Linked DNA regions of Homo sapiens: region 2 is linked to region 1. Evidence: read pairs that join two places in POLR2A ChIA-PET (ENCODE). Cell type or tissue: GM12878. All regions are shown on one strand. Links, peaks and the distances in the headings refer to the core of each region. The heading gives the core; the rest is flanking DNA.

Region 1 (16,657 bases), core at 5,520-13,519:
ATTCTGAATATAGGAGTCCTCATTACCTTGTAACCCTCCAAAAGCAATCACACTTGTTATGCATAGAGCAGAACCTCAAACATAGTGGACAACTTTAGGAAAAGAAGAAGGCAGTTCTCTGGGATATCCAGAGCATAACCTTTTATATCCAATCCCTCACCAATTTCACACTAAAGAGTGGGAAACTTATTTTATTTTTATATGAAATATGTGAAACATAGGGATTACTCTGATGAAAAGATTCACCAAGTCAAGCTTTTTCCACAAACAAGTCTTCTGCTAGATGCTAAAATAGTTTTCCAGCTGAAATATTAAAAACAAAACCATCTATCACTAAAAAATTCTTATGACGAGGTGGGAAGATTGCTTGAGGCCAGGAGTTCAAGCCAAGCCTAGGCAACAAGGAGATCTGTCTCTATTAAAAAATTTAAAAATTAACTGGGCGTGGTAGTGCATGCCTCTAGTCTCAACTACTCAGGAGGCTGAAATGGGAAGATCGCTTGAGCCCAGGAGTTTGAAGCTGCAGTGAGCTATGATTGTGCCACTGCACTCCAGCCTGGGTGACAGAGTAAGACCCTGTCTCTTTAAGAAAAAAAAAAAAAAAGGAAAAGAAATTCTGATGACTGATTGATTCTTAAAGGGACCTTATAATTTATCCAGTCGAATCCTCTCAGATCAAGAAAAATGGGCAGTGACTCAAGATCACTCACCACTGATGGGCACCTGTGGTACATATACAGCGTGGATACTATGCAGCCATGAAAAGAATGAAATCTTGTCCTTTGTAGCAACATGAATGTAGCTGGCAACGATTATCCTAAGCAAACTAACACAGAAACAGAAAACCAAATACCACATGTTCTCATATCTAAGTGGGAGCTAAACATTGAATACAAATGGACATAAACATGGGAATAATAAACACTAGGGAATCCAAGAGCAGGGAGTGAGGCAGGGGCAAGGGTTGAAAAAATAATTAGGCATGCTCACTACCTGGGTGATAGATTCATTCATACTCCAAACCTCGGCATCATGCAATATATTTTTGTAACAAACCTGTACATGTATTCCCCTGATTCTAAAATAAAAGTTGAAAAAAAAGATCTGTCACCAAGTAATAAGGCCAATATCCATATAAATTATGACATGCCTCCCACTTTAGTGTTCTTTTTCCAGTACATTTTTTTGGCTTGACTTCTGTAATGACCCCCAGCCTAGTATTCATAATCTTCTATCAAGTTGTATCAACTTAGTATCTTCCAAGTGTATCTCCTTACTTCTTTCTAATATTACTTAAGTCTCCATAATAATTGCAGAATCACTGTTTATTTTTATCTGCAACCAGTTTCAAACTGGAATATCCGTGTATTCCAAATCCTATCTATTCCTAAGAGTCTAGTTCAAGACTGTCTCACTGGGAGTAAGCAATTCCTTTAGGATTCCTCATAAACCTACCTCCATAACAGAACCTAACTTTCTGCAGGGTGCAGTGCTCACACCTGTAAGCCCAGCACTTTGGGAAGCAGAGGTGGGCGGATCACTTGAGGTCAGGAGTTGGAGACCAGCCTAGACAAAATGGTGAAATCCCATCTCTACTAAAAATACGAAAATTAGCTGGGCATGGTGGGGCGTGCCTGTAGTCCTAGCTACTCCAGAGGCAGAGGTGAGAGACTCGCTTGAACCCGGGAGATGGAGGTAGCAGTGAGCCGAGACATGCCAATGCATTCCAGCCTGGGCAACAGAGAGAGACTCCGTCTCCAAAAAAAAAAAGAAAGAAAGAAAAGAAATATTAATATGTCACATGTAAGTTTGTCACAGGTGAATTTTAAAAATGTGTAAGTATGTATTCATTATAGGTTAAATGTAGCTGATTAATAAAATTACTCAACACAGCAATATATGCATTATTAGGACAAAAACTTCCTAAATTCACAGGTGAGTCACTGGATTCATTATCAAGGATAACGAATGATGCAGGACTTGTTCTTACATCAAGATCTTAGATGTGTCTTCTTTTTTGATGACTTTAAGTGTTTAATTATTCCACATAAGTAAAACAGACTGCTAGAAAAAGACAACAATTAATTTATAATTTATAGAATAACGAATGCAAATCATTTTGAAGTTTCTTTTTAAATTTTCATATCCCTAATTAATATTCATGAGGATATCACAAAAGCAGTTATAAAACTATACCAAAGATGATATGGAAATACATAGTTGTGCCAGTGGAAAAAGAAGAAAATTTTTCTCCCAGCAAAATGGAGGACTTACGTTGAACACAATGTTTCCTAAATAATAGTTTCATATTATTTTAACCAAATTATCCATTACTCAGAAATAACACTGTGGATAACCAGATAATGTTACACAAAGGCTGAGTTCATTTGTTTTGGACAGGTGGCCAGTCTGCAGCTCTGTGTCAGCAGCCCAAACCCACCCACAATGGCCCCAAAGACGATTATGCAAATGCCAACCAACCCAGCTCTTTTCCCAGGAACAGGAGAAGCCCTCCTACTAGAAGCTGTAATTGTTTCGCAGTCATGTGGAAAAACAAAAAGAGGGGTGTTTTGTTTTTTGTTTTTTGCCAGAGGCAGAGTGTTTTCATTAAGGGCACTATTACAATACATGTGAGATGTATAAACACATACACACAGATACACATTTGTATGTGTCTGGTGTATATTTCTCAAACACCATACAGTTTATTCCATCCTCCTTCCCAAGTCTTGTTGAGCAGATCTACCTCTTATCAATATCAAGTCCATTCTGTTGGTGATACCTTCCCTTGTCAATAAGATATATAAAGAAATGAACAAACTTTCGGTTTTACAATTTTTTGTTACATAATAATTGTACACATTTAAGGGGCACACATGATATTTTGATACACATATTCAATATGTAATGATCAAATCAAGGTATTTAGGATATTTATCATCTCAAACATTTATCATTTCTTCATGTTGGAAATATTTCAAATCATGTATTCTAATTATTTTGAAAGACATATTGTTGTTGATTACACTAATCCGACTGTGCTATAAAATACTAAAACGTATTCCTTCTATTTAACTGTATATTTGTACCCATTAACCAATCTTCCCTTCAACCTTCCCACAAACTGCTCCCCCCCCTCTTTGGTAACTATCATTCTACTCTCAATCTCCATGACAGCAACTTTTTTAGCTCCCACATATCAGTGAGTGAGAACATGTGATATTTGTCTTTCTGTGCCTGGCTTATTTCGCTTAACATAATGACCTCCAGTTCCATCCATGTTGCTATAAATGACAGAATTTCATTCTTTTTTATGGCTAAATAGTATTCCATTGTGTATATAAACCATATTTTCTTTATCCATTCATCTGTTGATGGACACGTAGGTTGATTCCATAACTTGGCTACTATGAATAGTGCTGCAACAAACTTGGGGGTGCAGATATCCCTTCGATATACTGATTTCCTTTCTTTGGATAAATATCCAGTAATGAGATTGCTGGATCATACGGTAGTTCTATTTTTAGTTTTTTGAGAAACTTCCATACTGTTTTCCATAGTAGCTATACTAATTTACATTCCTACCAACAATGTATAAGAGTTACCTTTTATCTGCATCCTTGCCAACAGTTTTTTGTTGTTGTTCTTTTTAATAATCACCATTCTGACTGAGGTAAGATGATATCTCATTGTGGTTTTGATTTTCATTTCCCTGATGATTAGTGATGCTGAGCATTTTTTCATATACCTACTGGCCATGTATATGTCTTTTTTTGAGAAATGTCTATTCATATCCTTTCCCAACTTGTTAATGGGATAATTTATGGAGTTTTTTTGTTTGTTTGTTTGCTACTGAGTTGAGTTTCTTATATATTCTGGATATTAGTCCTTTATTAAACGAATACTTGCAAATACCTTCTCCCATTCTACAGGTTGTCTCTTCACTATGTTGACTGTTTCTTTGATGTGCAGAAGCTTTTTAATTTAATATAGTCCTATTTTTCAATTTTGTGTTTTGGTTTGTTCACAGTTTTGTGTTTGGTTTGTGAGGTTTTAGCCATAAAATTTTTGCCTAGGCCAATGTCCTGGAGTATTTCCTCTATGTTTTATGTCAGTAGTTTTATAGTTTTGGGTCCTAGGTTTAAGTCTAATCCACTTTGAGATTATTATTATTTATTTATGTTTTTGAGACAGAGTCTCACTCGTCACCCAGGTTGGAGTGCAGTGGCGCGATCTCAGCTCACTGCAACCTCTGCTTCCTGGGTTCAAGTGATTCTCCTGCCTTGACCTCCCAAGTAGCTGGGATTACAGGTGCCCACCATCACACCCAGCTAATTTTTTTATTTTTAGTAGAGACAGGGTTTCACTGTGTTGGCCAGGCTGGTCTTCAACTCCTGACTTCAGGTGATCCACCCACCTCAGCCTCCCAGTGTTGGGACTACAGGCATGCGCCACTGCACCCGGCTGAGATTATTTTTAAACTCTGGTGAAAGACAGGGGTCATTCTTCCGCATATGGATATTCAGCTTTCCCAGTAGCATTTATTAAAGATGGTATCCTTTCCCCAATATAAGTTATTGGCACCTTTGTCAAAAATCAGTTGGCAGTAAAATATGTGAGTTTATTTCTAGGTTACTTAATCCATCCCATTGTTCTATGTGTCTGTATTTATATCAATACCATGCTGTTTTGGTTACAATAGCTTTGTAGAATATTTTGAAGTCAGGTACTGTGACGATTCCAGCTTTGTTCCTTTTGCTCAGGATTGCTTTGGCTATTGAGGTCTTCTGCGGTTCCATACAATTTTTAGAATTGTTTTTTCTATTTCTATGAAGAATGTCACTAGTATCTTGATAGAGACTGCATTGAATCTGTTGATTGCTTTGGGTAGAATGGTCATGTTAACAATGTTCATTCTTCCAGTCCATAAGCATGAGATACCTTTCCATTTTGTGTGTTCTCTTTAATTTTTTTCATCAGTGTTTTGCGGTTTTTTGTTGTAGGTCTTTCATCTCCTTGGTTAAATTTATTCCTAGGAATTTTACTTTTTTCTAGCTATTATAAATTTGAGGCTTTCTTGATTTCTTTTTCTGCTAGTTCATTATTGGTATATAGAAATGCTACTGATTTTTGTATGGTGATTTTGTATCCTGCAATTCTACTGAATTCATTTTTCAGTTCAAAGAGTTTTTTGTTGGAATCTTTAGGCTTTTCTATATATGAGGTCATGTCATCTGCAAAGAAGGACAATTTGACTTTCTCTTTTCCTATTTAGATGCCTTGAATTTCTTTCTCTTGACTGATGCTCTGGCTAGAACTTCTGCCACAACGCTGAATAGGAGTGGTGAAAGTGGGCATCCTTGTCTTACTCCACTTCTTAAAGGAAAGGCTTTCAGCCTTTCCCTATTCAGTATGATGTTAGCTGTGCGTCTGTCATACATAGCCTTTATTTTGCTGAGGTATGTTCTTTCTATGCCCAGTCTGTTGAGAGATTTTATCATGAAGGAATTTTTACTTCTCTTCATCACAGATTAAATCACTAAAAGGCTCGGTCAAGTAGTGAAGATAAATATTATCAGTTTCCATAAGCAAGTATTTATCATCCTATCCACTTTTCTGGGCAACCTGTCAAGTAATGTATAATTTAAATTTTCTATTTGCTTAATTGTTCTTTTCCATTTTGGTAAGCAGATCCACCAACTATTTGTGTAATTAAAGGAATTAATCAGTTAAATTACATACAACTTTTATTGTTGTCTTTAAAAACTGACCCAATGTACACAGTATAGATAAAATATATTCAGATTTAGAAACCCATTTTGGTACTTTTAAATTAAATATATGTCAGAGATAGCTTGCTTTACCAGTATCCCCATTCTCCTCTTTTCCAAGGCATATACATAGAAGAAATTTTCCAGCCTCCTTTAAAATTAGATGTGACTATGTGACTGAGTTTTGGCCAAGGAAATATTAAGAGATATGATATGTGTTACATTCAGTTCTGATCCACCATAACCTCCACGTACCATCTTTTTTTTCCTTCCTCTCTGCTAGCTAGATGTAGAGGATCCATTGAGGACTTGAGGCCCTAAAGGATCTAGAAATCTCAAGATCAAAGGAGCCTGGACTAAAGGATCTAGGAACCTCAAGATTAAAGGAGCCTGGATCATTGAATCATCATCCCTTGGAAGGCCATTCACCAATTTTGGCAACAAACTATTAGGTGAGTGAGAAATAAATTTCTTTTTATAAGCCTCAGTGATTTGGGAGTTGTTGGTTAAACAATTAGCCTATCCAAATGAACACAGTATATTTACCAGTGAGATCCTATATTTACAACGGATTCCAAATTTGTTACCACTGATACATCCAAGGCCTGCTACTATATGTCACCTTTGTATAAATCAAACAAAGAGACCATTTTAATAGATACATTTTACTCTTAAACTGAACTGTAAAATTCTATGATTATTGCCTCACTTATTAACGCTGAATTCCTCAATTAAAAAAAAACTTATGAATATTTCCAAAGTCAGAGGCTGAGTGTGGTGTCTTATATCTGTAATCCCAATGCTTTGGGAAGCCAAGGTAGGAGTATCGCTTGAGCCCAGGAGTTTGAGACCAGCCTGGGCAACACAGTGAGGCCCTCTATCTCTACACAAAATTTAAAAATTAGATGGGCATGGTGGCACACACCTATAGTCCTAGCTACTCAGGAGGCTGAAGTGAGATCACTTGTGCCCAGGAGTTTGAGGCTGCAGCGAGCTATGATCATGCCATTGCACTCCAGCCTGGGTGACAGAGTGAGACCCCAGTCCCTTAAAAAAGTCACTCATAAATCTTAATTCTATTAATCTACAATAATAGAATTCAAACTCTGTCCTTAAGAGATTAAGCATACATGTGCTAGATACAACATTAAAATTAGGCAAATGCTGGGTAAATACTATATAGAAAACAGTGCACATAGTACATGCAATAATTTAACATTCTAGCATGTTATATAAAAATCATCTAACACTAAGGATGGGGCTGGGCACAGTGGCTCACGCCTGTAATCCCAGTACTTTGGGAGGCCGAGGCAGGTGGATCACGAGGTCAGGAGATCGAGACCATCCTGACTAACACAGTGAAACCCCATCTCTACTAAAAATACAAAAAATTAGCCGGGTGTGGTGACACGTGCCTGTAATCCTGGTTACTCAGCAGGCTGAGGCAAGAGAATCACTTGAACCTGGGAGGCGGAGGTTGCAGTGAGCCGAGATCGCTCCACTGCACTCCAGCCTGGGCGACAGAGCAAGACTCCATCTCAAAAAAAAAAAAAAAGAATGGGGTAAAAGTGGGCAAAGGTCATGAACAGACACTTCTCAAAAGAAGACATTTATGCAGCCAAAAAACACATGAAAAAATGCTCATCATCACTGGCCATCAGAGAAATGCAAATTAAAACCACAATGAGATACCATCTCACACCAGTTAGAATGGCGATCATTAAAAAGTCAGGAAACAACAGGTGCTGGAGAGGATGTGGAGAAATAGGAACACTTTTACACTGTTGGTGGGACTGTAAACTAGTTCAACCATTGTGGAAGTCAGTGTGGCGATTCCTCAGGGATCTAGAACTAGAAATACCATTTGACCCAGCCATCCCATTACTGGGTATATACCCAAAGGACTATAAATCATGCTGCTATAAAGACACATGCACACGTATGTTTATTGTGGCACTATTCACCATAGCAGAGACTTGGAACCAACCCAGATGTCCAACAATGATAGAATGGATTAAGAAAATGTGGCACATATACACCATGGAATACTATGCAGCCATAAAAAATGATGAGTTCATGTCCTTTGTAGGGACATGGATGAAATTGGAAATCATCATTCTCAGTAAACTATCGCAAGAACAAAAAACCAAACACCGCATATTCTCACTCATAGGTGGGAACTGAACAATGAGATCACATGGACACAGGAAGGGGAACATCACACTCTGGGGACTGTTGTGGGGTGGGGGGAGCGGGGAGGGATAGCATTGGGAGATATACCTAATGCTAGATGATGAGTTAGTGGGTGCAGCCACCAGCATGGCACATGTATACATATGTAACTAACCTGCACAATGTGCACATGTACCCTAAAACTTAAAGTATAATAATAAAAGAAAAAAAAATGGAAGGAAAGCAAAAAACATCTCTTGCTTATATTTCTACAATAATTTCAGTAATTTTTTTTTTTTTTTTTTTAGAGACAGGGTCTCATTTTGTCACCTAGGCTGAAGTGCAGTGGCAGGATCATAGCTCACTGCCACTTCGAATTACTGGACTCAAGGGATACTGTGGCCTCAGCCTCTGAAGTAGCTGGGACTAAAGACACACACCATGATGCCATGCTGATTTTTTAATGTTTTGTAAAGACAGGGGTCTTGCCATCTTGCCCAGGCTACAATCGAATTCCTGTGCTCAAGCAATTCTCCCACCTTGGCCTCCCAAAGCACTGGGATTACAGGTGCAAGCCACCATCCCCAGCCTCTGTAAGAATTTTTGAAAAGCCTTATGAACTGATTTTAAAAAGAAAACAATTAATAATAAAAAAGATATGAATGGCCAATACAGCAAGAATGCATTGTAAATAGCTACAAACATTGGAATATGTCTGAATACCAATTTTCATAGAAAGGAAACAAAATTAGATATCATTTTTGGCCCAGGATGGCAAAAATTTAATGACTGGCAGCATCCACTCCTGGTAAGATAGGATGCACCACATTACTATAAATTATTGGTAGAAATATAAATTGGTGTAGCATTTTAAATTTTTATTAGTAATCAAGTTTTTAAAAATGTTTTTACCTACTAATATCTATTAAAATTTTAAATATAGATAGACTTCGCTTACAAGGAAGCCATTTTCAGAACTGCTAAAATAAAAGCACAAGTATAACAAGATAAATAAGTACATTTATTGTAGTATGTGTATTTGTTTGTTTATTGATTGATTGATTAAGACAGGGATTTCACCATGTTGCCCAGGCTGGTCTTGAACTCCTGGCCAAAAACGATCCTCCTACCTCTGCCTCCCAAAATCTTGAGATTACAATCGTAAGCTACCATGCCCAGTCACAGTATTGCTTTAAACAACTTAAATCAATAGGATGTAGATCAAAATATGTGGATGTTAAATAATTTATATCCACAATACGAACTATGATGCTGTCAATAAAATGAGGTCTTTCTGTATTCACTTTGGGAAAATATCAATGATATTTTTATCAATGATAAAAAATACTATTAAATATAAAAGACAAGATGCAGAATAAATGTGAATATAATTCTACTTTTTTATAAAGGAAAAACTACATATTAAATGAGTACACATAAAAGGAAAAGATTTATACCAAACATGACTGTAAATTTGAAAAAAAAAGGCAAATATTTCATGTACCACCCATATTATTTGAATTGTTAAAACTACCATTTTTTTTTTAATTAAAGAAAAAGATTCTTATGAAACAGGATGTCAAAATATCTGGTAGAAGCTACATACCTAAATGATAGGGAAGAAAAGTGGTCAGCTTCACTGTTTTTACTGCATCTTATTCAAGGTTATAAGAAAAAAATATGATCCCCTATAATACTCAAAAGCATGATTTGTACTTGGGATTATATTTTGAAAAAATTAACTGAGAGAAAAACAGAGCACAAGCAATTCTATCCTTTGTTTTGGATTCACATCCCCAGATAGAACAAAAAATACTGGTCATTGACAGTACCTAGCCACTGCCAAGGATAATGCAAAAAGAAATCCTGAAATAAAGTATTAACCTATCAAATAACATAAAACACATCTAAAAACTGTTCCATGATTTCTAACGGCAAATATTTATGCTCTTTCTTTCAGAAATGGGATTAGAACCCCCTTCTCTTTTCCTTTCATTTGGCATCAATGTGACCCCAACAAGTACTTTCTAGGTCTAGGACTATCAAAATGCTATAAAATGTATTGACTTTTTTATAATGTGCAAAGCACTGTATCCCTCAGAATTTACTCAGTAAATATTTGCTAATGACTGTATATACAAATGATGGTGAGCTAATGACTTTGTTATCTCATTTAAGCTTAGCAACAACTGTGAGTTATTTATTAATCCCAATATGCAGAGGGGGAAATGGCTTAAGTAATTTATGTAGAGTGATTATGTTAACAAATGGTGGAGCCATAATTAGAACTCTAATGGTCTTATTCTATATTGTTTCTTTAAGTAGTACATACTGTGAAAACATGAGTTATTTCTAAAAAGGCAGGAAGTTAAAAAAAAAATACAGGAGGAACAAGAAAACAGAACAGAAAGTAATAGAAAAACTTGACAATGTTAGCATATCAAACTGCAAAAAGTAAAAATCTGACCCAAAGCATTTGAGGCATAGCTAGAGCAGCAGGATATTTCTGTATATCCTGTTTAGCCAACTGTAGTTCCTTTCTTCAGCGGCATCCCTCAGCTCATGCCATGTACCGACACACATATGGGACCCAAAAGTTACCTCTGATCTCCCTTAAGCCAAGGTTCATGATAGTCTAGTACTGGCTTGTTATTTACAGGTACTAGGCATTTCAGAGATAATTCCTGCAAAACAGAATGGCTTGGTTAGCTGTGTATGGACCAGCTATTGCTGAATCAATACTCTGTAACAACTCAAAAAGTGGAAATGGATTAAAACAATAAATGCTAACTTCTGCTCATGAATCTGCAGGTTGGCTAGAGCATCTCTGCTTCAGGTTGCAGGGTCAAGTTCAGGTATCCTTCACATATCTTTCATTCTGGGACCCCATCTGAAGTAGTTACCTGGGGCAAGTTCTTCTTACAGTAAGTGCCGGAAGTACGAAAAAGCTGGAAATAACTTGCCATGCCTCTTAAAGCCTCATTTTAGAAATGGCTTTACAGTCAATTCCATCTCCATTCTACTAGTCCAAGCAAGCCGTATGACCAAGTCTAAAATCAGTAAGACAGGGATGTATGTATAGTTCACCTCAAGAGAAAGGGTGGGGAATGAATATTTGCTGAGCAATAATTCAATCTACCATAAACTCTAAGAAAAATTCCCAGAACAATTTCACTTGGATTCAATAACGACCACACAAACATAGCAAGATGTTGATCGAGTAACTCATTGCTATCAAATTCTCACATGACAAAGAGCTATGAAGAACAGTAAATATTTAAATAACAGAATCAAGATGCTAAAACTTCTCAACATACTGACACAGTGGAATAAACCTAATACAATAGAATCTCAAAGGAGTAAAAAGTCCTGCCATGGGTTCAGCGTAGGATGGTGAAGATCTGATTTAATAGCAAGATATGTAAAAAGACGTAGTGGTTTTTGAGTTTGAGCTCATTAAGAACCTTTAATGTGATATCACTGTTTAAAAAATAATGCCACTTAGCACATATTTAAAGTAATAATAACACAGTTGAGTGCCCAGTATATATGAAGTACATAGTAAAACTTTAAGGAAAAAATTAAAACATGACAGAAACTGTCTCATACCCACAACAATATTAAATTTGGTTCTGATTTCTGTATCAATGGCTTAAGAATAATGACAAGAAACAAGATAGGTAAAAGGTTTAAAACAGTTTCATAGGACGTTCAAGTGTGAACTAAATAAACTACAAATTTTTATGATTGGAAAGACTGGGAATGGGATGTAGACTACTAGAAAGAGATAAGAAGTATAAAAATTGTTTTTATCACACTCTGGGGACTGTGGTGGGGTCGGGGGAGGGGGGAGGGATAGCATTGGGAGATATACCTAATGCTAGATGACACGTTAGTGGGTGCAGCGCACCAGCATGGCACATGTATACATATGTAACTAACCTGCACAATGTGCACATGTACCCTAAAACTTAGAGTATAATAAAAAAAAAAAAAAAAAGAAAAAGGGGGAAAGAGAGACACCTGAAGAGTTGGATAATTCTTTTATACTATGTAAGGCATATTTTAAAGGGCTACCATTTTTAGAGGGTACGTTCTTACCAACTTTTTAAGGAGAGGATAAAATTTTGTGAAATCAATATTATGGTTATTAAAAGCACAAAAGGACCATAAAAAAAAAATTGTTTTCAAATTCCTAAAAGTCTATCATGTGTACAAGGAAGGTTTCTTAAAAAAGTTTTGCTCAAGATAAATAGAAACTAACTATAAGCTGAATGCTTTGAGAGAGAGTGAAATACTGTCACTGAATGAATTCAGGTAGAAGTTGCCAGGCCTCTCTATATAAGAAGTCAGTAAACTTTTCTGTAAAAGGCCAGAGAGTAAATATTTTTGGCTCTGCAGGCCATAAGATCTCCAGGGCAACTACCCTAATATACTATTGTAGTGAGAAAGCAGCCATAGACAATATGTAAACAAATAGGTATGTCCGTGGTCTAACAAAACTTTACTTACAAAAACAGGTGTCAGACCAGACAGCCCTAGTTTGCCAGCCTCTATATTAAAAAGAGGGCTGGACCATATGACCTTCACACCACTTCTAGCTCCAAGTTTCCATAAAAAGTCATTAAGCAATTCAACAATATGTAGAAATAAGTGAAAAAGACGTATTTAGATTGATATAGAGACATATCATATGCAGACATATATGTACATTTATAAACCATATAGAAAGAATATTACTATAAACATATATGGGACGGGTCACCTTTATCACAATGGATTTGAGCTATAGCTGCTGAATATATAAGGCTCTTAAATAGTTCCTTTCGTGGGACAACATTGGAGTAATCAGAAAATAGACATAGGAACCCAGGCCCCCACAATGGTTTTTCAGTAACAGGTGAACAAATAAGACATAAACTAAGACTGCTGTCCTTAAACAAGCCTTTCCATATCCACATGGGGAGATAATGGGAACATCTGCAAATTGCCTGCTTAAAGTCCCTTTATATTGGTTGAACGTTATGTCTCCATTCACTAACATGAGGAAAAAACCGTCTCACTGAATCTCAAATACAGCAAATGAAAACTATAATTAAGTTTTACCAAAGGCCGAGAATATCTACTCTAAGAAAAATAATATAAGACTCAGAACACCCCTTCTTGCTACAATGGCCTTCTATTAGTCTCTAGATTAGAACAAAGGTCCTCCAACTGTTTGTTACTGATACATAACAGGCAAGTACAGAAATTGAGAGTAAGCATTTAGAAAGTTTTAAGCAATTTGACATCAGTTAGTTTGTTATCTATAATGGAAATATTTTAAAAATCTTGCTGGGCACAGTGGCTCATGCCTGTAATCCCAACATTTTGGGAGGCCAAGGTGGGAGGATCGCTTGAATCCAAGAGTTCAAGACTAGTCTGGGCTAACAAAGTGAGACCCTGTCTCTACCAAACTTTAAAAATTAGCAGGACGTGGTGTCACACATGGTGCTGCCAGTGGTGTTGCATGCTGAGGAGGGAAAATCAGTTGAACCCAGGGGATTGAGGCTACGGTGAGCCAAGATTGCATTATTGCACTTCAGATTGGGTGACAGAGTAAGACTCTAGCTCTAAAAAATAAAAAAATAAAAAATTTAAATCTGAGAAAATGTAAGCATATTTTCATAATCTGTCATTGTGTCATTTAAATTTTAATCAGCCTATAATTTATAATTTAATATTTTTAGCTAAATTAAGGAAGTAAATAGGTATTTTTACACCTAATTTACAAACAGAAAAAGTTTAATGGGCTTTCCTTGGCAAAAAAAGATAAAATGTCTCTGAATGAGGCAGAGGTAGTAAACCAAACAACAATGAAAGTAATTTCAAAGAAATAAAGACCAACGACTTTATACTATTTTACACAAAAGTATGACTGACAGCAAAGTTTAAAACCACTATGGGTTATCTGCAGAGATGTACTGGCTATGCAACAATAAAACCCTCAAAACCTAAGTAGTATTTATGCAAAAACCATATAGACATTCAAAACAACAAAAAAAATTTGAAATAAATAGTAGTGAATTGCAAAGCCAACAGAAGCAAATGTCTGCTATTTCAAATAAGTATTAGTGTTTTCAGGCTTTTTATATAATAGACCTTCAGGATGCTAACACGGTATATAAACACACACACACACACACACACACACACACACACACACACACACACACCCCACACACACTGACATCAGGGAAAAATTCCACCAAAGATGTTTGCTTGGAAATATTCAGTGAATCTGCAATAAAGAACCAATTTCCAATGACACCATAGTCTGATGAATTCAGGAACTGGTTAATGACATGGAAGACCAATTCACAGAACAAAGAAATTTAGTGACATGTTTTTAATTGAAACTTAATAAATGCAAAGATAGTATGGCATTTCCTTTGGTATATATGTGATCTGAACATGATGGTGCTGTGAAGGAAGAATTATTTTTCTGCTTCACTGCCAAACATAACGATTTCTAAACTGTACAAATCTATGAAAAATTATAAGTCAATAAACATGATTTGAGTTTAAATTTTGTGTAACGGTATATTCTGATGGTGCAATTGTAATGACAAGAAAGTATTCTGGAGCAGTTATCCAGATTAAGCCGTTTACTCCAGAGTGTAAATCAATGCATTGTTTCCATCATTGAGAAACTCTTGGTATAATTTTTTTTTTAAAAAAAGACACCTGTCTAAACAGTACGTTTAGTGACAATTAATAGTGTAATTGTGAATTACTTAAAGGCTAATGCAGTGTATTAGAGAGTACTCTCTTCACTGAGAGAGGATATGAAAACTAATTGTACACTACTGTTACTACATACTGAAGTTCCATGGTTGTCAAGGAGAAACACTGTCGAAAATAAACAATGAAACAAATTCTTAGTGTTTCTGCAAGATAAAAAAGTTTGGTCCTAATGTTTTAAAGGTGTGAATTGGACAATTGGATTTATTCATCTTATATATTCGGTATTTTTAATAATCTTCATACTTGTAAGAAAGGGATACAAGTATTTCTCAATGACCAATAAGATCAAAGGGCAAAAAAAGATGCTAATAGCATGAAAAGATCAGTTTCTACAGATATTTAGGACATATTCCATAATTTTCTCTTTTTTTCTTTTTGAGATGGAGTCTCACTCTGTTGCCCAGACTGGAGAGCAGTGGTGTGGTGTCAGCTCACTGCAACCACCGCCTCCTAGGTTCAGGTGATTCTCCTGCCTCAGCCTCCCAAGTAGCTGGGATTACAGATGCCCGCCACCACACCTAGCTAATTTTTGTATTTTTAGTAAGATGGGGTTTCACCATGTTGGCCAGACTAGTCTCAAACTCCTGGCCTCAAGTGATCTGCCCACCTCAGCCTCCCAAAGTGCTGGGATTACAGGAGTGAGCCACTGCACCCAGCCTTTTTTTTTTTTTTTTTTTTTGGTCCATAATTTTCAATGAAGTAGGTATAATCAGGTATGGTATATTTGTTGAAAAATTATCACTAACCTTACAAATTTGATAAAAACATTTTCAAATTTTTTCCACCAAAAGAAGATTCATACAAAAGAAATGTGTGGATCTACAACCTATTCATTGAGAGATAATTTAAATTTAACTGTAATTCCACAGGATAAATTATTGGAATTGACTACTAATGAAAGATAGAAAATGAATTCTGAAAAAAATCACTTGCTTCACCTTGGAAAAAAGTTAGACATGAATATCCTGAGCTTGCTAAAATTTCTTTTAAATCTAAATGTCTTCAGTTCACAGCAACATATTTTTAAATCTGGTTTCTCTAAACTGAGTGTTGTTAAAACAAAATATAGGAGTAGTATACAAATACGTTATCTCTTGTGAGTAGTACTGTCGTCAATCCAACCTAGATTAGATAAACTAATAGCAAAAAGCAAATCTATGTCATATTAAAATTGTTAAATATCCATATATACAATGTTTGTTTACAGTATGGGCATTTAATAAATGGAGAGCTGCAATTTTGCTTGGCTTTGTGTTTAGTTAGTATTACAGAATGACAAAAAAGTTATGACTATAGCAGCGATTCTCTATATTAATAGAAGATATCTTCAAGTAACAACATTTATGGTTCTTCTAATTGTTTTCTTTTTCCCTATGTATGACCATTTAAATTATAGATTGAAATGTAACTTGTTGTCTGTAATCTAAAAATTTTAACCATGTATTTTTTACTCATCCAATAATTCACTTTTATTGTATTTTACAAAAATGTCCATCTACAAATTTTAAGGGAAAAGGGGGGAAGAGTCCTCACAACAGATAGTTTGAGTGCACAGGTTGGCAAATTCTAGCCTGCTGTCTGTTTCACTAAATAAAGTTTGACTGGAAGACAGTCACATCCATTTGTTTGCCAATTGTCTATGGCTGCTTACACTCTACAACAGCAATGTTGGGAAATTTGACAGAGACCATATGGCCCTCAAAGCATAAAATATTTACTATCTGGTCCTTTGCAGAAAAAAAAAAAAAAGTTTGCCAATCTCTGCTCTGGATGGTTGAACATAACCCACTGGAATTACTTCTCTATTTTCCTTCCCAATCATTCAGTAAGCAAAGACAGGACTGCCCAGACCCTTAAAACGATTAAACATTCCAACACGCAGACAGGGGGCTAGAAAAAAAAAAGAAATTTAAATACCATTTAGGTAT
Region 2 (16,657 bases), core at 3,044-11,043, 110 kb after region 1:
TGGGTGGCCCTCTTGAATGTCTGCTCACAATTTCCTCCTTCCTTCCTTCCTTCCCTCCCTCCCTCCCTCCCTTCCTTCCTTCCTTCCTTCCTTCCTTCCTTCTGTCTTACTTTCCTGTTTGTTTGATTGAGATGGGGTCTTGCTCTCTCACCCAGGCTGGAGTGCAGTTGTGCAATCACAGTTTGCTTGCAGCCTTGACCCCCTGGGCTCAATCAGTCCTCCCACCGCAGCCTGCTGAGTAACTGGGACTTCAGGTATATGCCACCATGCCTAGCTAATTTTGTTGTAGTTGTTTTTTGTAGAGACAAGGTTTTGCCACATTGCCCAGGCTGGTCTCGAATGCCTGGGCTCAAGCAATTCGCCCAGCTTGACCTCCCAAAGTGCTGGGATTACAGGTGTGAGCCACCGCACCTGGCTCTGCTCCCAATTTTAAAAAGCAGTAGTCCTTTATGGTTTTATCACACTCCACAAATATTGGCTATCTCACTCATCCTATCAATGTCCCCATCCCCGTAGACTTCTGGGAGGAGATCTTGTTTGTGGCACCCAACAGGCACACTAGATGGATGGATTTCAAGGTCTGTAGACCCAGAGGTTTAACAGTAGTGGAACATTAAGTGTGGGCAGCCAGGTCATGGAATACAAGGCCCAGTCAGCAACCTAAGGGAGGATGTGCCCAAGGGCCTGCACAGGCCTGTCCTTTGCTCATATTCAGCCTATAACCTCACCTGCTGTGCTGAGCCTGTGACCGGGGGAGGTTTGTGAGTGAGTGGTCCATAAGGAGAAGATGGGGTGTGTCTGAAAGACAAGATACCCTGGGCTTGGTCACACTAACTCCAGTACCTTTCCTGTCTGCACACTGGGCACTCAGCTTCCAAGTAGATGTGCACTTAGAAGCTGCACATCTCAAACAAACAAACAGGCACATCAGCTTCCAAGCAAGCCTGCTAATAGGCTATTTTGACCATGCACCCACTGCTCAAGACCCTTTTATGGCTGCCCACTGCCCTCCAAATTTAGCCCAAGCTTTTTAACCTGACATTCAAGGTCCTTCACTGTGTGACTCCAGCCAGCCTACATAACCTCATCTCTCAGTCCTACCATTTTAGGTACCCTTTGTTCCAAAGACACAGCATATATGTACACACACACAAACACACACACAACTTTTCCAGCAACTCATCAGGCTCTTTAGCAACTTCATGCATCTGAACATGCTATTCCCTCTGCTTTTAACACCCTTCTCTCTTTTCTCTACAGGGTCAGCTTAGGGTCTTGGTTAAGAGCTTGAGTCAAGTTCCAATTCAGACTGACCAGTTGGACCTTTGGCCCTGCTGCTCTCTAGCTGTGTGGCCTTAACTCCATAATCTGGATGCTGTGTACCTCTCCAACATGAGCTCACAGCATCTCCCCTCCACCGTGTTCTACTATGTTCTGCCCTGGGCCTGTTTACCCTTGGCACAGCTCTGACTCTCTCTGGGCCTGTGTCACTATATATGTTGGGATAATTCGGTACCCTTGAGGCCCACGTGCCTCTGTCACTCTGTATATTGGGATAATTCTGTACCCTTGAGGCCCACATGCCTCTGTCACTCTCTAGTCTGTCACTATCAAGACCAGAACATGCTTTCTAGATGGTACCGGAATTACTCTGAAAGTAAAGCTTCACCTGTTCTCTCTGGGACAGCTGGAAAAACCTCCAAACCAGCACCGATCACAGAGAAGTGACTGCATCAAGGCCAGAGGCATCTTCCAGATATTCCATCTGGGTGAGAATCTTTCAGCCATATCTGGAGACCGTTAGTCTCCATTTGCACCCACACCCACACCCTGCACTGTGCCCTGGGAGGCAGACCTCTGTGGGCTCCCTCATGAGGCCTTCTTGCCAACTGGCTTCCACTTCGGTCTGGACATGATTCCTGACCCCTTTGAGTGCTGGGCCGTAAGACTTTTCCACTGTTGCCAGCCTCTGGGTGGGTGCCTCAACGTCCTTTTTTTTGTTCTCTTACCCTGCCAACACCTCAGTACAGTAGTCCCCTCATTAAAGTCTCTTCATCTGAACCATTAGGGGTGAATTGCTTCCTGCTGGTCCCCAAATACCTGACCCTGCACCTGGAGATGATTGATCTGAATGGGCAGATCCAGGTGGAGGGTCAGGTATTTGGGGACCAGCAGGAAGGAATTCACCCCTCGTGGTTCATAACCCCTACAAAAAATAAAAAATTAGCCAAGCGTGGCAGCACATGCCTGTGGCCCCAGCTACTCACAAGGCTAAGGTGAGAGGATCATTTTAGCCCAGGAGCTCCAGGCTGCAGTGAGCTGTGATGGTGCCCCTGCACTCCAGCTTGGGCAATGAGGCAAGACTCTGTCTCAAAAAAACAAACAAACGAACAAATGAAAAAAACAGACACAATCATGTCAAGATTTGCCCCAGAACAAAGAACTCATCAGCGCAGCCCATGAACAGCCCCTCCCCAAGTTCATGCTTTGGGCCAGGCATACTCAATGCTAGCTTCTCTGGGCACATGAGGGTCTGATTCTGACTTATCAAGAGCTCTTGTGGGCAGAGCCCAATGAGACAGGGGCACCTGCAGCTGCAGTGAGGTGACAGTGAAGTAACAGTGACTAGTTTGGTGAACCAACACTACAGAATAAAACAGGCCTCAAGGCAAAACATGGTCAGACCACTGCTCAGGCAGCATGAGCAGTGCAGGTTGGTGTAGGAGAAGCCAAGGAACTTGAGCTGCTCGGGGCAGCCTCGCTGGAGGGCCTACAGGACCTGGATAGGAACCATGGGATGCTAGAAAGGGTGGGATGGAACACTGGGAGGGGTGGGGAGTAGGGAAGGAATATCTCAGGAGAAAGAGTTAAGGCCTAGCAGAAGGAAGTGGGATCTCTGAGGGCAGGAACAAGAGGCAGGGGCTTGGTCAGGCATAGCCCCTTACCCTGCCCCGTCCTGGAACAGGTCTCCAGCCTGAGGACAGGCCCCTAGCATCCCCCACAAGCCATCCCCCTCCTTCAACTGGAAGTCACCCCAACCCTTTCACTTCCCTTGCTTACGGCACCTGCCCAGACCACAGCCACAGCTGGGCTCAGGTTTCAATTCTTGTTTCCTCCACACCTATGTAGTCTCTTGAAAAGTTTCTATTTCTTGACAGGGGCTAGGCCTGACACCTGACACCCTCAATCCTCTGCCACTGCCTCTTTACAGTTGTTTCTGCCTGGCCCCAGCCCTGTACTTTGGTCCTCTGCCCTCCTAGCAGCCCGAGCAAGACTGCTAATAGGCTATTTTGACCATGCATCCGTGGCTTAAGACCCTTTTATGGCTGCCCACTGCCCTCCAAACACATTCAAGGCCCTTCACTGTGTGATTCCAGCCAGACTATGAAACCTCATCTCTCAGTCCTCCCATTTTAGGTACTCTTTGTTCCTAACATACCGCACATACATACACACGCACAAACACACACAGACAACTTTTCCAGCAACTCATCAGGCTCTTTTTAGCAACATCACACATCTGAATATGCTGTTCCCTCAGCTTTTAACACCCTTCTCCCTTTCTGTACTTGATAAACTCATATTTGCCCTTTAAACCCCAGCTCAAAACCTCTGCTTCTGTGAAGTCTTCCTCCTTCTCCTAAGTCAGAATTAATCTCCCCTCCTCTGGGTCTCCATAACTTTGTTCAGATCTTGATGACAGCAGCAAGCACAAGCAGACTGGTCTTCCAGACTTCTATTTAGCCATGTCCTCTTCTGAATTCCCCTTCCTTTCAAGACTCTGGCCCCAGGTGGACCACTTAATATCTATATGACCTTGGGCAAGTTGCTTAACCTTCCCTGGATCTCTGGATGAATGCTGAATTAATGCTCTATGTCCACAGCTTTTCGGCACCTATACATGCATTGATAATCACAATTAACCAATGATTCTGTAACTATGTCCTACCAGGCTGTGAGTCCCTTGCCAGCAGGGTAACAATCCAGGTTCCTTGTAACCAAATTGTCTCTGTATCCCCAGTGCCCACCATTCCAGAAACCCTTATTGCACAGGCAAATTTAGCCCAAACTCCATTTTTGCAAATGGAGAAACTGGACCCAAAGAGGCACAGAGATTTGCCTAAGGTCATGAACCAGCTTCAGAGTATTCTCCTTTGCCCTCCCTCCAAATCTTTGGGCCAGCATCTCTCCAAAGACTGTCTCTGGCCTAAGCTAGGGCTCTGGACCAGAGAACAGGCCTGCACCAGGCCCCACTTGTCACTGTCCTGTGGACTCTCAGGGTAGAAACTACCAGATGCCCAGACAGTTTTACTTCCCTCCTGGCTGCAGAGACCATGCTGAGAGCAACTGTCAGACCTCAGACACTTCCGTTTCACCCAGAGCCAGGCTTCCTTTTCATATCTTCCTTAGGCAGCAAGCAGACCTTGGGCCACAGCCTCTGCACCAGACCCTGGAGAGTTTTGTTTCTTCTTGGGGGCTCGGCCCAGACAGCCACAGTAGTGAACTCCCCCTGAGGAGCCTAGCAGGAGGTTCGTGGCAGGAAAGTTTGTGGCAGGAAAGCCTGATAACCCACAAACCCTAGAAATTGGAGTCTTGACTTTGATGACACCTCATCTGATCTGTATGGTTGGGGACAGAAAGGCCTCACATAAGGAAACTCCTGGAGAATCATAAGCCCTCAGAGCCCTTGGTAAAACCTGTTCATTTTACGGATGGGGAGACTGAGGCCCAGAAAGGGATTTGCCCAGAGCAGATATGCAATGGTGTACCCAATGCTGATCTTAAAGGTTTTGATCTGTGGTACCTTTAGTTGCTTTTGCCCATTTTCTTTCTTCTCTTTTCTCTTCTATTTTCTTTTCTTTTCTTTGACGGAGTCTCGCTCTGTCACCCAGCCTGGAGTGTAGGGGTGTGACCTCAGCTTACTGCAACTTCCACCTCCTAGGTTCAAGCAATTCCCCTGCCTCAGCGCCCCGAGTAGCTGGGACGACAGCATGCACAACCACACCTGGATAATTTTTGTATTTTTATTTTATTTATTATGATTTTTTAAGATGGAGTCTCGCCCTGTCACCCAGGCTGTAGTGTAGTGCACGATCTTGGCTCACTGCAACCAAGCAATCCGCCCGCCTTGGCCTCCCATAGTGCTGGGATTACAGGCCTGAGCCTCCGCTCTCGGCCTGTTTTCTTTTTCTATTTCCTTTCTACCAGCCTGGCAGATGCCTCCTCTCTCTGCTGCCTTGGTGAATACCTGCCTGCCTGCAGCAGCAACTTCTCACCCCCAACATTGGCTGCCAATTAACCTTTAAACCTTTTACAACCAGATCACCATGGGCTTCATGCTCAAAGTGTAAAGTGAGAATGTAAAGTATGAGTAAATGGATTCACATCAAGGTTCTGGGGATCATCTTAGGTATCTAAAGGCCTTTTATACTTAGAATATGGTTTCTGCAGCAATTCTTCAACAGAGAGAAAAATCCAGAGATAAAAATGGGGTTCAGGCCAGGCACAGTGGCTCATGCCTGTAATCCCAGCACTTTGGGAGGCCGAGGCAGGTGGATCACCTGAGGTCAGGAGTTCGAGACCAGCCTGGCCAACATGGTGAAACCCCATCTCTACTAAAAATACAAAAAATAGCTGGGCGTGGTGGTGTGTGTCTGTAATCCCAGCTACTCGGGAGGCTGAGGCAGGAGAATCGCTTGAACCTGGGAGGTGGAGGTTGCAGTGAGCCGAGATTGAGCTATTGCACTTCAGCCTGGATGACAAGAGGGAAATTCCATCTCAAAAAAAAAAAAAAAAAAAAAAAGAATGGGGTCCAGGAATATGTTTTCACTGCTCTTTGTCAATCCTCTCTCCAGCTCACATTTCACCCACACACACTTGGAGGGTGCCTCTGGAAGGATGACAACAGCTTGCGCCTCCATTTTTCTCACTTTGGTAATTCATTATCATCCCTAAGGCTGGAAAGGGCATTAAAGTTCAGGCAGTTCAATTCCAAGTTCGATTCAGAAATTATTTCCTCCATCCATTCTTCTGCTCCAAAACCTTGACTAACTCATGCCAGATCTAGTGCTTGGTGCTGTGAGATCCAACAGGGTCTTGCCTTCAGGGAACTCACATCTGAGAAGGGAGACAGGTGTGTAAAGAACACCTACAGTGGAGTGTGTAATGTGGTAGAGGGGAGAGTGATCAGGTTTCTCAGGGAAGGAGATGCTCTCCTGGGATCTTGAAGGATGAATTTACCAAGCAGGGAAATGGGGGAAGGGCTCCAAGCAGCTGTCAATATTCATACCACCAGAACTTGCCCTGTCAGTCAGGCCACTTCTTACTCAGACTCCCAGACTTCTGCACAACCCCTTGCCTTTCTCTCAGGCTTTACTCACCCACTGTGTCTGTCAAAAAACGTTCCCAGGCACTTCATCTGTAAAGGTCCTGTACTGGGTCCTGGAGACTCCTGGCCTTGAGGAGCCCACAGCTTGGTGGGGGATGGATGCATAGAGAGCCAATGACCACATAGTGTGAACATGGGAAGGTCAGAACTGAAGAGCCAGCAACAAATGCTATCTGAGCCATCCTTGGGAGGACAGGGGAGACTTTCTGCAGGAGGTGATATATAACCTGACATCTGAGCTATGGAATCTCCTACATCCTCATAGCACTCCTTTAAGGTAGGCCTTATTATTCCCTTTTAGATATGATAAAACTGAAGCCCAGAAAAGGGCAATGCCTTACCCAAGGTCACATGATTAGTGAGCGAGGTAGGTATGCATTCACCCCTGTGTACCCAGCAGCAGAGGTGGAAGTGGCACTATTGGAAGAGCTGGGCCTCAGGGGCTAGGACCAGAGGTGGAATGTTCAGAAGCACGGAGGGAGGAGCAGAAGCTGAGAACCTGGAGCTGATGGAACCTACAGGTTGTGCCATCTCTCCCAGACATACAGTAGAGCAGAGAAGGGACAGGAATATCCAGCAGGGCATCAGCTTGCAGCTTCATATCAGCAGAGCTGGCTCAGTCCTTAGACACCATCCTATCCAGCCCAGGAGAAACAGGTTTGTCCAGGGCAATTGATGAGGATGCATAGTATCACAGTGGCTGACCCTGGGCTAGATAGAATTCAGAGGCTTTGTCCTCCAGCCCAGTGCTCCACCCATTGCCCCAGCTGCCACTACATTGTTCAATCCAATCTACGTTTACTGATGGTGTGCTCTGGATTGGACACTCTTCCAGGCACCATGGAGACCACAGGGATCCTCCCCTTCACTGCTGTCAGGAGCTTTCAGCTGCATGGAGGAAGTCAGGTTGGGCTCCAAGACCTAGACTCCAAGTAGCATGTGGGAAGTGAGACAGCAGCAGGCATGAACACAGTGCTGGGGAGTGGGGTGAGGAGGACCTTAATGGCACAAGTGCCATGAGCAATCCTTAGACTTCAGATCTCCCATCTGTCCCAAGAAGAGACTGGAGTCAACAATCTCTGAGGTCTGCTAGCCTCTACCCTCCTTTGCCTTGCAAGGATTGGGAGGCAGGGCTGGGTCCAGCTTCTGGTAGGCTAGGGGATGGGAGGCAGAGGAAGTGGCTTGAGCTGCTCGAGCCACCCCCGCCTGCCCACCCCGGGGCTGTCCCATTACCGGCAGGGAAATCACAGACTCAGCGCTCAGACATCTGGGAGGTGCTGGGTGGCCTGGGTATTTTTAGAAGGCCAGAGGCAAACATGCCTGGAATCCTGGGTGTTGCTGAGCCAAAGAAGCTGGGAGGCCAGCAGAGGGTGAACCAGAAGAGGTGGCCTCGGCCCGGGTCCTAACTTCACCAAGGTCAGCTGGACTTGCCTTTCCCCAGAGGCTAGTGTTCAGGCCTATGGTGTGCAAGCTCTGGTTCCCCCAACTTGTCACTCACTTCTGCTTCCTTCTGGGCAGTCAGCTGCAGAGCTGTTACAGGGCCTCAGGGAGAACACTTGATCTCTTGATTCATTCAGCCAGTTCTTTCTGTGCTTTCCGTGGTCCAGGTGAGCTGCTGGGCCCTAAGGATACAGAATAGAAAGGAGGCAACCCTGGAGGGGCTCAGATCTGTTGGGTTGGGGGGGGTGGTGGGAAGATGGGAACACAGACAGTGATAACACCTTGAGATCACTTTGGAAGAAGAAGAAGTATGGGCCTGAGGGAGCTCAGAGGGTCCCCATCTCCCAGGATTGCCACAAGGGCCAGCTGATTATCTATGAACAAAAATGTAAGCTGCCCAGCTAGGGGACCAGCTCTGGGTATAACTAAGTTGTGATTATCAGTCCTTTCTAGAGCCATGCCTTTTCCTTTAGCGTGATTTCTGAAAGATAACATCTCAGAAGTGGAATACAAGGTAAGATTATCTTTTCAGCTGCTGACTTATCAACTACCAGAAAAAAATGCCCAGTTTGCACTGACAGCTCTGTCCCTGTCTCCTTCTCCCCATCCTATCCCTTCCAATCCCTCCAGGCAAATCCACACTATCATATTACAGATAAAGACTCAAGGTCCAGAGGGGCAGGTCCAGCCCAGGTCGGCTCTGAGCTATCCGCGACCTGCAGATTCCCAGATGGTTGAAACCACAGGAAGGACGCTCCCAGGCCTGCCTATCAGAGGAAGAGGGCTAGGGCATGGAGTGGGCAGAGGGCAGGAGTCCAGCCCCACACTGGGCCCCATCACAATTGACACTGTAGCTTAAACCCGATCTGTCCCACTCACTCCCCAGGATTGACTGGCCTTTCAGCCCAGGATTTCTCAAACTGGGCTCTTCAGTTTCATGAGTTTCCAGCCTTATTCATGGATGTCTGCAGATATGCTACCTGAATTTTTTAAGTTTTGTACGTTCACTTTAATGATAATCTAAACACATTCATATGAAAATATTCTGGCTTGACTGGAATGCACAGCATCTTATGAAAGAGGCTGCTCTAAGCGTCAGTGTCCATATCCGGATTTATCAGCAGACTAGTTCCAAAGAATCTAAGGGAACCACATTTAACATCAATGCAGTGTCTCAAGCTGACTTAATCAAGTTTGAGACTCATTGCTCTAGCTAAAATGCTTATTTCCTTCCTGTAAGATCCTGGGTAGAGAAAGAAGGATCTCAGTTGGGATCAGAGGCCTGGGTTCTAATTTTGTCTCTGCTTCTAACTCACTGAATAGCCACAGACAATTCCCTATCTGTGTCTTGTTCTAGATCTCAGTGTATTCATTTGTAAAATGGGAAGTTTGAGTTAGACTATCCCTATGGTCCCTTTGGGCTCTCACATGCCAGGATTCCAAATTGTGATTGAGCTGCCCTCTCACAGCCACCCCTGCCCACCCCACACCCCCACACCATCCCCACTGAGGCCCAGTGCTGCCGGGGGCTCCTGGGTTGAAAAGTAGAGCCTCCAGGAGGGCGGGTGTCAGGCAGATGTAAAGGGGGTGGCCTGAGTGGGATTGAAGGTCATCAGGAAGAAAGCCACCAGGCCAAAGAGAGTACTTACACCCAGCCAGGCTGTCAGCTGAGACCTACCTCCCCAGGCCAGGAGGGCTCCTCCCAGGATAGTGGGGGATCAGGGAACCCACCCCTCACCTGTGTGGGATTCTCCTCTAAGATTCACTGTCAGCCATCCACCCTCCTACCCCATAGCGCTGCCAGGAACCTAGAGCAACCTTCTCCTATAACCCCCTCCCCCATTCCAGCTCACACTGGGGTCTCAGGGAACAGGGCCCCCAGTCAATGCCAGAACAACCCCACTGACTAGACCTTCCTCAGCTCCCATCCTTTGGGCCTGCCTAACTCCTATAGATTACCTAGAATTCAGATTAGGAGTTCCCTCTGTCAGGAAGCTCTCCCAGATCCCCCATTCCAGGCAGGCTCAGGACCTTTATCCAACCTGCCATCTGTACTATCCTCTGTCCCTGCACTGATCCATCTTAACTGTTTTCTGTTGATCTCTCCCTCCTGGCTCCCAGCTGCCTTTGTTAATTCAGACATTGTGGACATGACATCTTTCTCGCTTTGCTGGGAAATGATTTGAAGCTCTGTCCCTTGGCCAAGAAATTCTAGACCTGGAAAAGCACCTGGAGTAGTAGGAAGTTTTCTCCTGACCTCAGGGCTCAGACATGCCTGCCCTCCAAGTCGATGCTCAGCAGCACCGGGGGCAGGCTTTTCCTGCAAAGGACAGTTTGCTGAACAGATAAACTAATCTGGGCACCCTACATCCAGGCCTATCAGTTTGTCCTATCTTGTCGTTCTCTACCCTACGGAGTCTTGTGGGGACACAGGCCAGAGGAGTGATGTCACATGGGAGGACAGGGCAGGATGGGAGGGAGGAATGGGACTAAGGAAATGCTTGGGGAGTAGGTGGGGTGTCCCCATCACATCTAGGTGGAGGTGGCTATGTCTTCATCTGGGTGTGAGACCATCCTAGCTCTCAGTATCCTGGTCCCCACCCTAGCCCAGTTGAGGAGCCTTCAGAGGCCAGAGGTCATATGTCATCACCTCCCAGAGAAACCCTGCCTAGCCCCAAAGTTGTCTGTTCCCAGCATACCAGCCCAGGAGAGAGAGAGCATGGGGCAGTGAGTCACCAAAGTATATGACTTTGGGCATATCACACTCCCGTCTGTACGATGAAGAGGTGGACTCTGTAAACACTAAGGGCTCGTCTGGTCAGGACAGTCTGTAGGCAGATGAAGTGGAAGAGACTGCTCCTGTGTGCAGGTGCTGGCTGGGTGCTCCCGTGTCTCTCGTCCCATCTAACTGCTCGGCCAAGGAGGGAGAAAGCTCCATGGAAAGCTTTGCCTCTGCTTGAGGCAGAGAAAGGTGGCATGGGCATTGTGTGTATGTGATAAAAATATACGCGGAATATAAAAATTACAATTTTAACTATTTTAGATGTACAATGATGTACAATGCAGTGTCATTAAGTACATACACAATGTTGTGCTCCACTATCCATTTCCAAAGCTTTTTTTTTTGAGACGGAGTCTTGCTCAGTTGCACAGGCTGGAGTGCAATGGCATGATGGCTCACTGCAACCTCCGCCTCCCAGGTTCAAGCAATTCTTCTGCCTCAGCCTCCTGAGTAGCTGGAATTACAGGCACCCGCCATCATGCCCCTCTAATTTTTTTGTATTTTTGTAGAGATGGGTTTCACCATGTTGGTCAAGCTGGTCTTGAACTCCTGACTTCAGGTGATCTGCCCTCCTCAGCCTCCCAAAGTGGTGGGATTACAGGTGTAAGCCACTGCGCCCAGCCCATTTCCAAAGCTTTTCATCATCCCAAACAGAAACTCTGTAATTATTAAACATTAACTCCCCATTCCCCTTCCTCCTACCCCTGATAATCCTCTTATTCTGCTTTTGGTCTATGAATTTGCCTTTTCTAGGTACCTCATATAAGTGGGATCATACAATACTTGTTTTTTGTGTGTATCTGGCTTCTTTCATAATGTTTTCAGGATTCATCCATGTTGTACATGTGTCAGTACTGCATTCCTTTTTAAAAGTTGAATAATATTTCACCTTATGGGTATACATTTTGTTTAGCCATTCATCTGTTGATGGACAATTGGGTTATTTCCACTTTTTGGCTATTGAGAATAATCCTGCTGTGAACATTGGTATATAAGTATCTGCTTAAGTCTCTGCTTTCCATTTTGGGGGATATAGACCTAGAAGGGAAATTGCTGGATCAACTTGGTAGCTCAATGTTTCACTTCTAAAGGAACCAACAAACTGTTTTCCACAGTGGTTACACCATTTTACATTTCTATGAGCAGTGCACTAGGGTTCCAATTTTCCTACATCCTTGCAAACACTTGTAATTTTCCTTTTAACAAAAAGTTATATCCATCATAATGGGTGTGAAGTGGTATCTCATTGTGGTTGGCCTGGAGATTTTTTTTCAAAAAACATATTTGACCAGGTGCAGTGGTTCGTGCCTGTAATCCCAATGCTTTGGGAGTCCAAGGCAGAGGATTGCTTTAGCTCAGGAGTTCGAGACCAGCCTAAGCAGACTCCTGTCTATACAACAACAACAACAAAATAATTTAAGAAAAAATTAGCCAGGCACAGTGGTGCACATTTGTAGTTCCAGCTTCTTGGGAGGCTGAGGATCACTTGAGCCCAGAAGTTCAAAGCTGTAGTAAGCTATGATTACACCACTACACTCCAGCCTGGATGACAGAGCAAGACCCTGTCTCTAAATAAAAAACAAAGCAAAACAAAACAAAACAAAAACCGTATTTTAGCTGCAGGGTTCTTTAATCAGAGGAAAAGTTACCCAAAGACTGCATGAAGGCTTTGGTGAGGAGTTGATAGTGGTTAACTGGAGGCAAGAAGGGCAGGTAAGGTCGCATGGGGCTGATAACTATGCACGTGCGTGTGCGTGCATGCGTGTATGTGTATTGAGGGGGTGCTCGTGTGTAGAGGGCACTTTCTCTTGGTCTCCCTCTCCCTGACTTGCCCCACACAGAGGTCTTTTCTGAGGAACCCAGTGGCATAGTATAAAAGTCCCTGACTAATGGTCACTGAAGTCACTTCCTTTCTGGGATACTTACCGGGAGGAGGCCATGTGTAACAGGGGCAGGAAGCTTCTCTATTTCGTCGTTAGGGGAGGACTTAGCAAGTCACCTTGGAGGAGGCCCTCTCTGTTCTGTCCACCACTTGAGTTTATCAGATGTAAGTAGCACCTGGGAGACAAAACAGGACCTTTTGTGGCCCAACAAAGGCTGCCTCTCCTAACATCAAATGGGATGCAGAGCTGAAGAAAAAGGCAACATATTTGGGAGGAGTGAGACGTTGACAAAGGAGCCCCAGGGCACAAATGGAAGAAGGTCCAGTCACTTTCCTTGTGAGGTTCAAAGTTATCTGGCTGCTAAGATGACCATCCCCAGTGAGCCCCACTTGTTGGAAGGAAAGAACCCCTGAGCCCCCAGTGGTGTAGGAAGGAGCCTTGGACTGGTGGCCAGGCTTAACTCTGGGGCTGAGGACCTAGAAGCCCCTCTGGACCTTCCTCCTGGTGAAACTTGCTGGAGCTCAGGAGTGTGAATGAAAGCTTGGATTTGGGGGTCATGTGTTCACAGCTGCTGGGACTCTGAACAGTAAGATGGAGCAAGACTGGGACTCAAGAGTGCCTTTGTTGGAAAGGAGCTAGTGTAGTCCCTGTGGGTTTTGAGCACTCCTGTGACATGGGGGAAGGCCTCCAGAGGGCCAGATTGAACTTCCTGCTGATAAAATCTTGTGGAGCTCAAGCAATTAATGGGGAAAAAATTTGGCCATAGTTTTTACCTTAAGCTGGTGGAGGGACCACACAAGTTACATGCAGTTCTCAAGTTATTTGGTTCTCTAGTTCCAGAGGTGGGGCAGGATGAGGGGGACCAGGAAAGTATATTATTCCTTTTTGCACCCAAGCCAGCTCAAGACAACCCTGGGGAATGGGAGGGAAAGTCTCTGGGCCTCTTTCCTTACTTAGGTTTCCTTCGTGGGTCCCCTTCAAGAGCCGCTCCTCATCTTCAGGATTCCACCATGGCCCCTTGCCTATGTCTACAGCCCATGATAGTACTCAAGTACTCAGGCTATTTCCTGTTCACTGTCCCTACAAAGCTTATCCAGCCTGGGTCCAGGTTCCTCTGTTCCCCATTAGGAGCACTGAGCTCAGCTAATAGACCAAATTGACCGAAGGAGCTGGTGACAACAGTTGGTTAATCCAGCCACTAAGGGCTTCACATGCATCCCTTCCCTGACTCCATTCACATTTCACCAAGGATCACAGTTACTCCAAAGGCACAACAATCTGAGCAAAAGGTTGCTGGAATGTGCTGCTTCAACAGCCTTTCAGCTCTGTTGTGCAAAGAAGGTGTAATTCTACTGGTGGAATTTTAGGCACTTTGAAAGAATGTTTGGGATATAGTTTCTTGCAAATAGGCAACCTTTGCTCACCCACAGAGAAGACAGCATTTTCTGCCTACACATGAGGGAGCCTACGTGAGGCCCAGCTCCAGTTGTGACCTTCAGTTCCACTCCCTAGGCCAAGATGCTAAATTCAGATCACCCATTAGTTCAGAAGCAGGTTAGACCAGTCACCATAAGCATGTGCCTGGGCAACCAATCTTGTTTATGCAAAAGGAGTCTTTAGTCTGCAATGTTTTGCACACCCAGCACACAAATGAAAACAGTTCTTGACTACACTTGGAAGGAAAAGAAAGAAAAGCAGGATAAAGGGCAAGATAAGAGAAGATAGCAAGTGCCAAGGAACTGAATCCTATCAGCCACCAAACCTTCATTTAAGCAGCCTGCTCATCTATGACCTACATTTATGAATTCTTTCTTGCAACCAACCAATCAACCTTCATTCAACTAATCAATGAATGAACCAGTCTTCATTCAGTCAAGCATTCTGTATTTATTAGGACTACTAATTTCATTCATTCATTCACTTTCTCTAACAAATCAACCTTCATTCAACCAGCAAATAATAAGTAGCTATTCACTCTTCATTTATTCAACTAAGTATTCCAAATAGCAAAGCTCAGGGCTGCAAGAGACCTCAAAGACCTCAAAGTTCAACCCACTGCAACCTTATAGGAATTCTGTCCATTACAACCTTGCCAAAATACACAGCTCATTACCTTCAAAGGTTGCCTGGTCTGTTATGGAGCAGCTCTGACTGTGAGAAAAATATTTTAAAAGCTGAAATGGAGTCTGCCCTCCTTGTAACATCCATACCTGGTTCTGATACTTCCTTCCAGGCCACCCGGAATAGCTCAGCTTCTGTGCTTGGAGACCTTGTCTGCAGGCAAAGGTGGAGATTATGTCCTCTGTGGCCCCTTCTCTCCCTCCCCTGTCCCTGTGAGTGATGTTCCCTTGTTGTTCCAGTCTCTCTTCTCTGGTCAGGAAGGTACCACTCAATCCAGGGCTTTCTCCTGGTTTGGGATTTGGAATGGGAGCCCACATTCTAAGTGTAATGTGGCAAGGGGACAGTCACCCCCAGTTCTGAATGGACTAAGCTCCAGAGTGTTTGTCATGACAGCCATTTTGCTCAAGGGCTCTCCCCTCACCCTGTTCCACAACCCTCCACCTCCCTTATCTACAGCTGAACGCCTCAGAGCAGCTAAGCTATGGACTTGCTGGAGATTTCAGAGCTGGTTCAACCCAAAAAGCTTGGGGCCCAAACTGGAAGACAGGGATTAAGTTGGGCCAGCCATTCATTCCTCTGAGGAATTTGAACCTGAGATCTGAGGAGGAAGCTAAGCTGTTGGAAACAGGAGATGAGGCAGGAAGACTCAGAAAAGAGGGAGTGGGTAGCTGCCTGAGTCAGTGCAGGCTATGAGAAAGCAGAAGCTGAGCTAGGGCAAGGGACAGGAGGGATCCACTGCATCTGTAGGGTTGTGGGAGCAAGTGACAGCAAAAAATGACCAATTTAAGCAGAAAAATAATGTGTTAAAAGGACTCTGGGTAATTTGCATAAACTGATCTCCAGTTAAGGGGTGATTTAGCAGTGTGGTATATATTTGGTTCTGAAGAATTATAACACACGACAGGAAAAAAATATGTTTCAGAAAATGTAGGTAATTCTGTAAAGTGATGAATATGTTAATTAGCTTGATTGTGGTAAGCATTTCACAATGTATACCTATGTAAAAATATCACATTGTACACCTTGATTATATATACATTTTATTTCTCAATTATACCTCAGTAAAGCTGGAAAAAATATGACTTCAAATTAATATTTTTCCTTCTGGGTACATAATTTAAAAAATTATTTGATATTATAATTATAAATACATACAATATACAAAATTTTACAATATAAAATTATATATTTTATATTGTATATTTATAATTTTTATGTTGTATATTTTATAATTTTTACAATATAAAAATCATTTTATATTGTAATTTGACATCTATGTAATGTACAATGATTTAAAAATCAAGTCATTTTTCTCATATATAACAAAAATTCAGATCTGAAATTATATAATGATACTACCATAATCACAAGAAAATTTACAATTTCCTCCATGCCTTCTAAGGAAAATATACCTAGGTAGGTTGCAGGTTTTTGGTTTGCTGAGAACGAAGTCTTGTTCAGGGTCAGGGTGATGGCCTTTCCTATGCTAGATCACAGCCTTATATATCACGGGTAAGGAAGAGAACCCCAGAGCTAATTGTGCTATAAAAAAAGTAGTGTGGGGAGAGGGCAGGAAAGGTGGAGGTGGGGTTCACTGGTGAGGAGAGGAGCCTGGGGTTGCTTGAGAGGAGAGAGAGTTGCTGTGGACTGTTTGATGTAAAACACTACTCCATCTCTAGACAGGAATCTACAATACAATAACCATTCCTCACTAAGGCCTTGAGGTAAAGATTTACTTTGGGGCAATTCTAAGAGAAATGTTGAGTCTTGCTCTTTGGCGAGGGGTATAAATGGAGGCACACACCTAGGCTGCATTTTAGGATCCTGCCCAAGGGTTTTTTGTTTTTTTTTGTTTTTTTTTTTGAGACAGAGTCTCACTCTGTCACCCAGGCTGGAGTGCAATGGTGCAATCTTGGCTCACTGCAACCTCTGCCTCTGGGGTTCTAGCCATCCTGGTGCTTCAGCCTCCCAAGTATCTGGGATTACAGGCGTGTGCCACCATGCCCAGCTATTTTTTGTATTTTTAGTAGGGACGGGGTTTCA

Evidence for each region. Peaks named below come from ENCODE experiments on the same cell type or tissue, not always from the same donor. Only the 100,000 strongest peaks of a DNase experiment are listed, where the experiment ranks them.
Region 2: POLR2A ChIA-PET joins it to region 1 with 10 read pairs; 6 of 35 experiments call an interaction of 5 or more read pairs at or near these places.

The regions. Positions count from the first base shown.
Region 1 is chr11:73,037,759-73,054,415 of GRCh38, forward strand. The region is part of intron 3 of FCHSD2 (FCH and double SH3 domains 2); the gene reads right to left. Among named protein-coding and RNA genes, the nearest start is that of FCHSD2, 96 kb to the right of the region's middle. In GM12878, for the core only: no CTCF peak of the experiment used is centred there; a DNase peak (open chromatin) is centred at 10,443; H3K4me3 peaks cover 1,711 bases; H3K27ac peaks cover 4,207 bases.
Region 2 is chr11:73,150,004-73,166,660 of GRCh38, forward strand. It overlaps IUR1 (imatinib upregulated ABL suppressing lncRNA 1), which reads right to left. Exons shown (of 4, transcript XR_950294.3): 2 at 14,704-14,767; 3 at 12,537-12,668; 4 at 5,777-8,010. Among named protein-coding and RNA genes, the nearest start is that of FCHSD2, 16 kb to the left of the region's middle. RefSeq lists enhancers at 3,091-3,310, 3,921-3,970, 4,441-4,680, 6,734-6,823, 7,314-7,363 and 3 more. In GM12878, for the core only: no CTCF peak of the experiment used is centred there; DNase peaks (open chromatin) are centred at 3,128, 4,358, 7,651 and 7,885; H3K4me3 peaks cover 4,422 bases; H3K27ac peaks cover 6,989 bases.